Linked DNA regions of Mus musculus: region 2 is linked to region 1. Evidence: chromatin contacts called from ENCODE Hi-C or POLR2A ChIA-PET data. All regions are on one chromosome and are shown on one strand. The core of a region is the stretch at or near the end of the contact, and the rest is flanking DNA. Distances in the headings are between cores, read along the strand shown. Region 1 holds the start of Retreg2 (reticulophagy regulator family member 2). Region 2 holds the start of Abcb6 (ATP-binding cassette, sub-family B (MDR/TAP), member 6).

The links. Hi-C counts contacts between places; a loop is a spot of excess contacts on that map. ChIA-PET counts read pairs that join two places held with the same protein, here RNA polymerase II (POLR2A).
Region 2: a loop to region 1 is called in a map of left cerebral cortex, with 3 times the contacts of the local background. The contact joins the promoter of Abcb6 here to the promoter of Retreg2 in region 1. A Hi-C loop is called at or near these places in 3 of 37 maps with a recorded cell type or tissue (T-helper 2 cell, heart and left cerebral cortex). POLR2A ChIA-PET finds 5 or more read pairs at or near these places in 3 of 5 experiments (Patski and embryonic stem cell).

What each region holds. Positions count from the first base shown.
Region 1 is chr1:75,140,554-75,145,918 of GRCm38, forward strand. It overlaps Retreg2 (reticulophagy regulator family member 2), which reads left to right and starts at 2,233. Exons shown (of 9, transcript NM_170755.2): 1 at 2,233-2,575; 2 at 2,816-2,922; 3 at 3,370-3,400; 4 at 3,751-3,886; 5 at 4,069-4,153; 6 at 4,407-4,550; 7 at 4,706-4,800; 8 at 5,127-5,262. The coding sequence starts at 2,310. Cnppd1 (cyclin Pas1/PHO80 domain containing 1) reads right to left here and starts at 2,158. Exons shown (of 10, transcript NM_026977.3): 1 at 2,090-2,158; 2 at 1,505-2,007; 3 at 863-950; 4 at 345-453. The coding sequence starts at 931.
Region 2 is chr1:75,177,778-75,183,142 of GRCm38, forward strand. It overlaps Abcb6 (ATP-binding cassette, sub-family B (MDR/TAP), member 6), which reads right to left and starts at 2,615. Exons shown (of 19, transcript NM_023732.3): 1 at 1,793-2,615; 2 at 1,154-1,291; 3 at 145-325. The coding sequence starts at 2,341. It overlaps Atg9a (autophagy related 9A), which reads right to left. Exons shown (of 16, transcript NM_001288612.1): 14 at 5,117-5,339; 15 at 4,815-4,960; 16 at 3,084-4,154. The coding sequence ends at 4,149.

The DNA of each region.
Region 1 (5,365 bases), core at 983-3,482:
GAAAACTAAATTTCTGCCCTATAAATCACAAGAGGCAGCAGAACTTGGGCTATAGCTCTGTGGTAGAATGCCTGCAGAGCATACACAAAGCCCTAAAAATAAGTGACTGCAATTTATGAGCTGTTTTTACTCATGTGGGCTAAAAGAATTTGAAACATGGCCTGCATTGTCAAACCAAGTACCAACCAAGCTAGTTATAATGAGACACAGTGCAGCTCAGAGGGCAAACCTCCAGGCATTTGGGTGACTATGACAACCCAGTCCTCCAAGTTTCCACTTGCTCAGTCACACACACACACCACCACCACCACCACCACCACCACCACCACCATCACCAGTCTAACCTGCCACAGGGCTGGAGAGCTCCTCCAGGCTGCAGTCTGTCTCCAAGTCCCAGCCATAATAGAGTCTCCTTCGGATTCGAGCACTTAGCTTTTGGTGTCCTGGAAGGACCTGAAACAGGGCCAGGAGTAGTGGAGGGTGAAGGGCAGGGAAGGTTTGGTGGAAATCCTGGGTACTGACCCGGGCCTATACTCTACCCAGCCCAGAGTTCCCAAGATCATTTGTTAATGGCAGCCTAGTCTTGTCCACAGTGGGAGAAAGACAATAAGCCCGCTTCTGACATCACTGAGGGCTCCCAATAGAAGACTAGACAACTAGAAACCAGATGGGACCCCAGTCTAATCACTAGCAGTTCCCCTCTTATAACCTGAGGCTTTGCCTTCAGGCCCAAGTGGCATTGCTCTCAACAATAGCCCACTCCAGGGCATAACAAGTAAGAGAGCTCCCATTCCGCTCGGGTCTGGAGGAGAACGCCTGGGAGTTCTGACTCCCAGAGGCAGAGAACAGGCGGACCTCTCACCATGAAGTCTTGGAAACCGGTGAGGGAGAAGGCGCCTTCTTCGTCCAGCAGGAGCCCAGTCAGGTCCATCGCACTGTCAGCCGCCACCCTGCGAAGGTGGAGGGAAAGGGAAGGAATCGTAAGTGACCCCAGAGCCGTGCTCACCCGTTGGCCCACCTCTCCCGAAAGGGCCACCGCCCGACTGCGCGCAGCCTCCTCCCTTCTCGCAGGCGGCCGTGGGACGCCTCTTCCTGTTCCGCGTGCGACTGGGCCTCCCGGCGCCCGACGACAGGCGCGGCGCTCACCAGGCGAACCAGGAGGTACGAGGGCCAGCAGTGTTCTCAGCCCGTGCCGCGTTCGCTAGGCGTTTATAAGCTGCGGGAGTGAGTGTCACCGACGAGTCTGCGCGCCCGGCAGGAAGTGCCTCCTGCCTTGCCCAACCTGAGAGCTCCGGGTCTCCGGAGCTATGAGCACCGGGGGCAATTGTAATACGGTTCCCAGGGGACCGCGACACACCAAGGGTGAACGCGCTGACCAGGCTTTGTAGTCGTGGTACAGATAGTAACGAGCCTAACACAAAGGCAACGCGGCGAGTTGTTTCCTGGGTTTTAGGGAAGACGCACTCAATCAGCAATGCCCAGGAAAGATGAACAAGAAACTTACCGTAGGTGGGAGAACTGTGAACAAGGTGGGAGGGAATCTGTTGAATCTTTATGCCCCTTAGAAGTTTGAAACTGTAACACTCGAATACATACTGTATTCTGTATGGTTACTCCAGCAATTAAATGATCTCAAAAGATATAAAGCCTCAATGTACGATGTTAAACAGGTCTCCCCAAAGCAAACAGCGCCTGGATGTTTTATTTCCAAACACTCCTTCCACACAATTTGCGGCTGAGAGATTTTGGGAAGAGAGAGGGCCGACGCTCCAAGAAGGAAGAAACAACTTTTCGAAGTTGGTGAAGCTGCTTTGAAGTCATTAAAGTCACGCGCTGGTGTTTGTTTATCCGCTGAGGGGAGGGGACTGGAGGCGAAGAGGGTTGAGTAATGGGGATGGCACCGCCCTTCCCGATCCCAAGCAGATTGTAGTCAAGATCCTGGGGGCCTGAAAGCCCACTCACTGCCTCTGGGCAGTGCCTCACGCGACAAAGAGGTCTCCAGCCGCCCTGTAAACACCGGGAGAAGACCTCAGGCCTCGCAGCCTCAACGCCCGCCCCGGATCACCCCTCCAGCACCCTGGAAGCACACCTTCGTGGGTGCAGGATCACGACAGCGGCCAACGCGCACGCGCGGGCGTCCCATCCGGGCTGTTAGGGCACGTCACGTGGCATCGCGCTTCATCACGTGACGCTTGACCGCAGGTTTTTTTGCTCGCCCGTGCGTGCGCCCCCTTCCGTCTGACGCGCCCCCGGCGGCGGCCGCGCAGCCCTGGCTCCTCGCGGGCTCGGGCAGCGGCTGCGGCGCGGTGATGGCGAGCAGCGGTGGCGGTAACACCGGCGCGGGTGGCACCTCGGGGCTGGGCCTGGGCCTGGGGCTGAGCCTCGGCATGGGTGAGGCCACTGGCGACGCGGAGGAGGAGGCGGCCGCAGCCGAGGCAGTGGGACGTTTAGCTACGTCCCTGTGGCTGCGGCTCCGCGGCTGGGAGGCGGTGCTGGCGGCCGCACAGCGACTGCTGGTTTGGGAGAAGCCGCTGCACAGCCTGGTCACGGCGGCCACACTCAACGGCCTCTTCTGGTAACGGCCACGGAGGAGGGGGCGGGGCCGGGCTGCGCGGGAGAGCGGGGGCGGGAGGACCGGGTGCTCCCTCCCTTGGAGGGCTGTCAGCGTCTGGGGCGGTGATCCTGCACCAGGTGGCCCCATTTTTTAGTCTCTTAGTGACTGGGTGAGGCTTAGAGGGCCATCTCCCCATCCATGGGTCTTTCTGTGATTTTCGATGGATTTGGGAGCCTCAACTGAGATGCCTGTCTCCCTAAGGTTGTTGTCTTCGTCGTCCCTCCGGCCCTTCTTCCTGCTCAGCATCTCACTTTTGACCTATTTTCTACTGGATCTCTGGCATCCTCGCTTTCTCCCTGACGTTTCAGGTGAGTTTCTTCATTCCACATGCACTGTATGCACCTGCTCCGTGCATCACCCTGCTACTTGAGGGGAGGCACAGGAAGGCCATTTATCTCCTAAGGCATCCTGTATGCCCTTCCATCGTTTTTTTTTTTTTTTTTTTTTTTTTTAAGAAAATTGCCTGAAATGAGAATTGTTTCTTTTCCAAAATTAATGTTCTTGTGAGTTTAGTAGTCAAAACTATATAGCATTTAAAGCTGGGTTCAGAAACAGCATATCGTACACCTTGTAGTTGGTGGGTAAAGGGAATGCTCTGGACTTCACATAGTGGTTCAGGCCTGGAAGCGAGAGACAGAGGGATTACTGAAAAATTGAGACCAAGAATGTTAAAGAGAGGCAGCTCTTTCTGACTTTGGATCTGTCTCTAAGTGCTTCTTGTATTCTTAACTTACCCCACACCCTTTTCTCCATAGCACCACCCCCTGAAGAACCACACTCTGACAGGTGAGTATAGGCCACCTTTTAAAGAAGATGCCCAAATGTGGTCTGCTTGCTGTGCTCAGCTCAAAGAGGAGCAGGGCTGTGGCTTGTGCAGGCATAGGCCCAGTGTAATGAAGGGACTTACAGCAAGCAAAAGTATGCCTGGCTCTAGGCTTCTTTGTATGCAAACGCTGTGTTCCTTCTCCCGTGGAGGTAGAGGGTTGAGTACCCTGGGAATTTACATCCCAGGATGAGGATGCCTTCCTTTGGGGGAGGTGGGGCCTCCAGAGTGAGATCTCATCAGCAGTCTCAAAGTGACTTGAGTGTCTTAGCTGGTTTCTGAGGCCTCCAGGGGTCATGTCATGTCTCCCCAGTGAGGGTGCGGGGTCAGGCGCCCAGCCGCACCTGCTGAGTGTGCCCGAGTTGTGCAGATACCTGGCTGAGAGCTGGCTCACCTTCCAGATTCACCTGCAAGAGCTGTTGCAGTACAAGAGGCAGAATCCAGCTCAGGTAAACCCCATCCTGAAATGGTTGCAGGAGTCGGGCTGGGAGAGAGTGACGCGTGCAGTGACTGTTGTAAATTTCCTCAACTGGTTCCCATTTTTTTCCACCACATGAATAGTTTCTCCCCTGGTGACTGTGCACATGGTGTAAGCCTGTGTTCTTCACTGCTCCTGTGCTCTTCCCTGCAGTTCTGCGCTCGGGGCTGCGCTGCCTGTGCTGTGCTGGCTGTGTTGGGACACTATGTTCCGGGAGTTATGATTTCCTACATTGTCTGTGAGTGGAGCTCATTCCTGCTCTTTCCAAAGCCCTGTCTAGTCTTCTTTTCCTGGGTTGACCCAAAGGAAAGACTGTGTTTTCTTTGTTAGTTACTCACCTGGGAGGAGGATAGCAGATGGGGGAAGAGGGTATCACTGCCTTGAGAAAGGATCCCGTCTTTGTTCAGACCTACCTGTTCAGGGGACAGTTTGGATGAAGGCTCCTGAGAAAGTGGCCAACTGAGCTCTGAGTGCACTTTCTTAACCCGTAGTGCTGAGTATCCTGCTGTGGCCCCTGGTGGTCTATCACGAGTTGATCCAGAGGATGTATACTCGCCTGGAGCCCTTGCTCATGCAGCTGGACTACAGCATGAAAGCTGAAGCTGATGCCCTGCACCACAAACATGACAAGAGAAGTAAGGGATTCTCTTAACCTGGATGGGGAGAGGCAGGGAGAACCTGTAGTGTATGGCTCATGGTGTGTCCTGGAATTGAAATCATTTCTACTTCCTTAGCCATATTTGTCACCACCGTTATCTCCGCTCATTATTGCCTGATTGCCCTTCTCTAGAGCGCCAAGGGAAGAGTGCACCCCCAGCAGGAGATGAGCCACTGGCGGAAACAGAGAGTGAAAGCGAGGCAGAGTTGGCTGGCTTCTCTCCAGTGGTGAGGTCCAGGGAAGATGGGATGTCAAATAGAAGGCCGAAGGGAAGTTGGGTATTGTGGTGCACACATGTAATCCTATTTGAGAGGAGGAAGCAGAAGGATCAAGAATTCAAAATCAGCCTGGTTTTTGTTATGAGCTTGACATCAGCCTGGACCACATAAGACCTCCTATGTCCAAAAAAAAAAAAAATGAAAAAGGCAAAGGGGTCAAGAATGTGTCTGCTTTAGAGTTAGAGCTACCAGTTCTCAAGTAGTTGGGAACCAGAAGGCTTGGGGGTAAAGTGTGCTTATCCCAGTATGTTGGATTCATCCTGGTTCTCTTGCAGGTGGATGTGAAGAAAACAGCCCTGGCCTTGGCTATTACAGACTCTGAGCTGTCAGATGAGGAGGCCTCTATCTTAGAGAGCGGCGGTTTCTCTGTATCTCGGGCCACCACTCCACAACTGACAGATGTTTCTGAAGGTATGAGCAGTCTTTTGCCTCTCTTTTATCTTCCTGCTCCCCAATACTGGGTTGTTGACAGCTGTGTTCTCTGAGTTCCAAAAATGCTTCCTGAGTTCCTGTA
Region 2 (5,365 bases), core at 1,365-3,864, 38 kb after region 1:
AGGTATCAGGGTCCACCATCAACAACCAGGACTCTAAGACAAAACTGCTCCAGGCTCTGACCACCTACCTCCCATTTTTGTGTAACCTCCCTAGGTAAGGGCCAACCCAGCCACTAAGCCAAGCATACCCTTCCACCCCCTCACCAATGTCCCTATAGAAGATGGGGACCAACACATTGAGTGCTCGTTCCAACCCCATGAGTCCCAGGCATATGAGCACTATCAGCTGTAGTGATGGACTTCCCCGAGGCCACAAGTAGCTACTCAGCAGTCGAAGCTTCCGGCCAAGGTCTCTCCAGGTGGATCGTCGGTCTGTTGAGCGGCCCTAGAAGGATGTCACACAGGAGGGGAGCTTATTTGCCCAGGTATCCGCACGGAATGATATACAGGACCACAGTTCACACGTGACCCCTAAGGCTCACACGTGACCCCTCTCAGAGTTAGGAAAGCCACTGGATCGCAAGCTGAACTTTGGGATGAGAACTGATTCACCTCGAGAGATGGGATTATCGGGTCCCCCAAGAAATTTCTTTCCCCAAAGTCTGGTATTGAGACAAAAGCCAGCATTCCTTCAAAAGCTTAAAGGGGTCAGTCTCTGGGAAAAAGGGACGCGTGGTTCTTCCATTACCACGACTATGATGCCTAATAGCCTTTCAAGTTCATTGTTCCCAGTCCCTACTCAAAAGCTCCCTTCCTCCCAGGTACCCAGTCACATATAACCAGGGACACCCTCTCCCCCATGCCTCTCTCTGCTTTCCCCGAGAGACTGCTTTAGTAGTTTGAAATAAATCTCCTTTTCACCTATGGAGTGGCTATTTCAGTTTCTTTGCTGCACCCATTTCATTCAGAGATGATGACACGGAACAAAATTATAATAAATCCCAGCATTCAGAGGGGCTTGGGAAGTAGCTCGGTGGTGGACACATGTTTAATGTTCACAAAGTACTGGGTTCTGCACAAAGCTACTGCACAAAAGATACTCTTGACTGAGAAAACTAGGGATACCTGGTTCTGTTGTTTTGTTTTTGAGAGAGGCTTTCTCTGTGTAACAGCCTCAGCTGTCCTGAAACTCACTTTGTATACCAGGCTGGCTTTGACCTCAACAGAGATCTGCCTGCCTCTGGGGTTAAAGGAGTGTATACACTTGGCATACCTGGTTCCCTCCTACATCTTGGTCTTCTTCATGAACGTGTAGAGTATAAGACTGGGGGCGAAGTCCTGGGGCCCAGAGCCCCAAGATAAATAGCCCTCCAGAGGTCACATAACGCAGGACCCACAGGCCAAATTGAACCTAGAATGAAAGAGAGAAGGGGCTGGAGAGATGGCTCAGCGGTCAAGAGCACTGACTGCTCTTCCAGAGGTCCTAAGTTCAATTCCCACAACCATTTGTAATGCCATCTGATGACCTCTTCTGTTGTGTCTGAAAACAGCTACTGTGTAGTCATATACATAAAATAAATAAACCTTGAAAAAAAGAAAGAAAAACCAGAAAAATAAAACAATGACAGAACAGGTGTGAACCACTACCCAAACCTATTGTATTACTTCTTACAACACTCAGATGCTTACCAGGAGCCTAGCAACAGGTTTTTTTTTTTTTAATTAAAAAAAAAAAACCCACAATGACTCAGCACAGACACACCCCATCCAATGCTGGGTAACCCCACCAGCTGGCTATCAGCTTCCAGCCACCGCCAGACACTCCATTCTTTTTTCTAAAGCATGGAGCCAGTTGGTCCTGACACAGTACTTGTCAAATATCAGTGTATCTCCTTCCCATAAGGCTCCTTACCTGCTGGCCCAGATCTGCTCTGGCCCACCACCACTGCGGGCTGTTCCAAGATACTAGGGCCAAGTTCTCGGCTGCAAATGTCACAGTCCAGAGGAGCAGGAGACCCAAGCTATGCCTGAACTTCATCCAGACGCCCATTGCCAGACTCTGCCGTGCCTGGCTCCGTTCCACCACGAGCAGCCACAAGCCACAGACGCTGGCCAGACTCTCCAGCACAGAAGCCAGCAGTAGGTAGCCTGGCAGACGGACCCCCCGAGCAGTGCCCACTCGGCCAGCCAGACCAGCCAGGGGCAGTGCCATCTGAAGTGTGGCCAGAAACAGCTGCAGCACATATGGGGCCACCCGAGGGCCAGCCGCCCAAGACAGCTCTTCTGGGCCAGCAGGCACCTCCCGACGCCTGCGGGGAAGAACCAGCACCAAGGCCAGTACCCCCAGAGTCAGGAGTGTCGAGGGCACTAGCGTGAAGAAGAAGCAGGGACTCAAGCCATTCTGAGTCCAAGCGGGCCCCGCCGGCCCTTCGGTCTCGCAGTAGTTGCCCACAGTCACCATGGCGATGTGTGGCTGCTGGCTGAACTTGAGGTCACTGCACAAAGAGTCGGGCTGACCCTTCAGAGAGGGCCGCAGATGCCAGGGTGTCCTGGGACATGGAGCTACGCCGCTTGGGTCGCGGGAAGGGACGCACGTGGACCTGCTACACTGCCCACTCTCTTCACGCACGCGCCGCTACCACGCATACTCACGCAAGCCACGTACGCCGTGCTTGCCGGTTCCCACTCGCTAGCAGCTGGGACCCTAAGGCTCGGAGCCGCCGCACAAAAATGTTGGGTCCTTTACGGCAGCGGCCCCGCCCACCAGATCTATCCAGGGTTCCCATTGGCCAAGGGTAAGGAACACAAATAGGGCTGAGAACCGACTGGGTCACATGTCCAAGGCGGGAACTCTAACCTGAATCTGACTGGAGACTTTGACCTCCACAGAGTAGTGCGTCCGAATTTGCACTCCCCACCCTCCACCCCCGCCCTTTATAAAGGCATTACACCGAGGCCTCCCTGGTCTCTAACCTGCTTCAGTTCCCTCTATTATAGTGCTAAAGAACGAACTCAGGGCTTCACACATTATCAAGCTACTGAAGCACACTAGAAACAGCTCTTCTCTGAGTCCTAGTTCTGTTCCCGTGGTCCTGCAGGCGTACTTGTTTCCCAAGCCTCCCGGCCAGGACTCTTTTACAGTCCTAAGACCCCCCCCCCCCCCCCCAAACTGCTGCGTGGGGGAAAAAAAAAGATGCCACAACCAGATCAAAGTCCCTTCTTTATTAAGGGTTATCAAGCTGTACAGGGCTCCCACCCTGTCTGCTGTGGCCTGCGACAGTAGAGTCCGCCACCTTCAGCTTAAGTTTACCTCCCACAGCTGAGCTGAGCAGAACTGGGGAAGGGAGTGCAGGAAGGGTAGGAGCTGGATCCCAGCATGCAATGTCGAAGCCCTAGGCTAGGGTGAGTCCATTATCCCTCCATTCTCCTCTTGGTAAGTGAGGGATACTGGGCAGAGCTGGGATGTATATATAACTGAGGTCACACTTCTGCCCTGCCAGCCCCTCTGTGCAGGTGGTAGGACTACATAGAAGCAGCCAGGAAGGCCTCACACTCCCAAGTGCTCGTCCTAAAAGTTGAAGAGGGTAATAAAGAATTTTCATCCTGTTCCTGCAACTTAGTAACCTTCCATCTTAGTGTCAAAAGATAGTGAGGGGAGCTGGGAGCTAGGGCTCTCACCCCAACAAAAAGCCAAAGCCAAACAGAAGGGGGGCAGGTGAACAGAAGGGGGGGTGGTCAAGCAGCACACATGCCAGTGATGTGCAGGGGGGAGGGAGGCTGCAGCGCAGGTTGAGGTGAGGACTGGAGGTAAGGGCCACAGCCTGAGCTGCTCAGCTATTCCAGGTTCTGGAGGGTGGGGAGGCTAGGCTGCAGGGATTGAGGGTTCAGGCCCTGCCTCCCCACTCCACAGTTGGCACAGGTTCTTCTGCTTGGCAGCACTTCTGTGGCAGGAAGCCCTCTGGAGACTTGCAGGGGTGGATGCAAAGATGGCAGTACTGGGACTGGGCTGGGGACCAGTTTCTAGCACCACACTCTGAGCCAAGGGAGTCCTGGAGACGAAGCTAGACTCTTGTGTGCCCCTAGTCCTCATATTCTTCCTGGACTATGGTAAGCCCAGCATTGGCACCTCCCTTGGCCAGGCAGGAACACACAAAACACCACACGTGGGGCCAGGCGACACTCAGAGAGTCCCTCTCATGGCAGACAGAAGGGATGGCAGGGCAGCTGCCACCTCCATCCTGGAGCATGGGAACCAGCTACCGCCTTGCCTATACCTGTGGAGGAAAGGAAAGACCGGTAGTACAGATAGTCTTCAGCTATCGTCTTGCCCCAGAGGAATCTAGAAATAAAGGAAAGAAAACGCTGGAAGCTAGGGAAGTTAAGTCTTGAACTTCAGAGCAGTAAAAAGAAGAAAGTGGGTTTTTTGCTTTTCAAAAATGTATTTGTGCATGAGTGTTTTGTCTGCATCGAAGTCTGAATCAGCCGGCTGTGGTGGCTCACGCCTTTAATCCCAGCCCTCAGTAGGCAGAAGCAGGTGGATTTCTGAGTTCAAGGCCAGCCTGGTCTACAAAGTGAGTTCCAGGACAGCCAGGGCTACACAGAGAAACACTGTCTAGATAAACCAAAAAAAAAAAAAAAAAAAAAAAAAAGTCTGAATCATGTGTGTGTGCAGTACTTTTGAAGACCAGAAGATGGCATCTGACCCCCTGGGGCTGGGGTTACAGACGGTGGTGAGCCACTGTGTGGGTGCTGGAAAACGAACCTGGGTCCTCTGGAAGAGCCCCCAGTGTTCTTAGGCACTGAGCCATCCCTCCAGCCGTCTGGAGAGTAGACAAGAGCATGGAGGAGTGGGAGACACGCTCCTTCACAGGAGGAGCTGGTCTTCACTGGAAGTCACCACTTCTGGCAGTGGTTCTTGGCCTCACAGCCTTTACCTTGTGCACTTGAGGGGGGAGTTCATCCTCTGAGCCCTCCTCTGGCACCGGCTCTGGGTGCCTTGATGCTGGCTGGCCATCTTCTGCCCATCCTCCCAGGGGCAGCCTGGAGAAGTGAGAGGGGCCACGGGGCACTGTGCCAGGATCTACAGAGAGAAACAAGAACACAAGGCACAGTGGGAAGGTTCTGAGGACCACTTGGAGGCTTAGTCTCCTTGCACCCCATCCTGATGGTCTCTTGCGTCTTAGAGAGAACCGTCCTTCCCCGAAACCTGTTTGCTACTGTGTTCCCAGCTGGATACCTGTGATGCCCCCGTAGCGCCTCTGGAAGCCCCCATGCAGGGCGGTGGTCTCAGGTGCTCCAGGCCGGGGTGTAGCACAGGGATAGCTGGCCGAGCGGGGGATGGGTTGGGGGGCCCGGGCACCCTCTCCCCCCTCTTCAGGGGCACTCTCTCCACTCTCATCACTCTCCCGGCGGTGCCACACATGCCGCTCGGGCTCAGCCTGGGTCTGCTGCTTGTGGAGCTGGAGAAGTGGGGGGCTGATTAGTC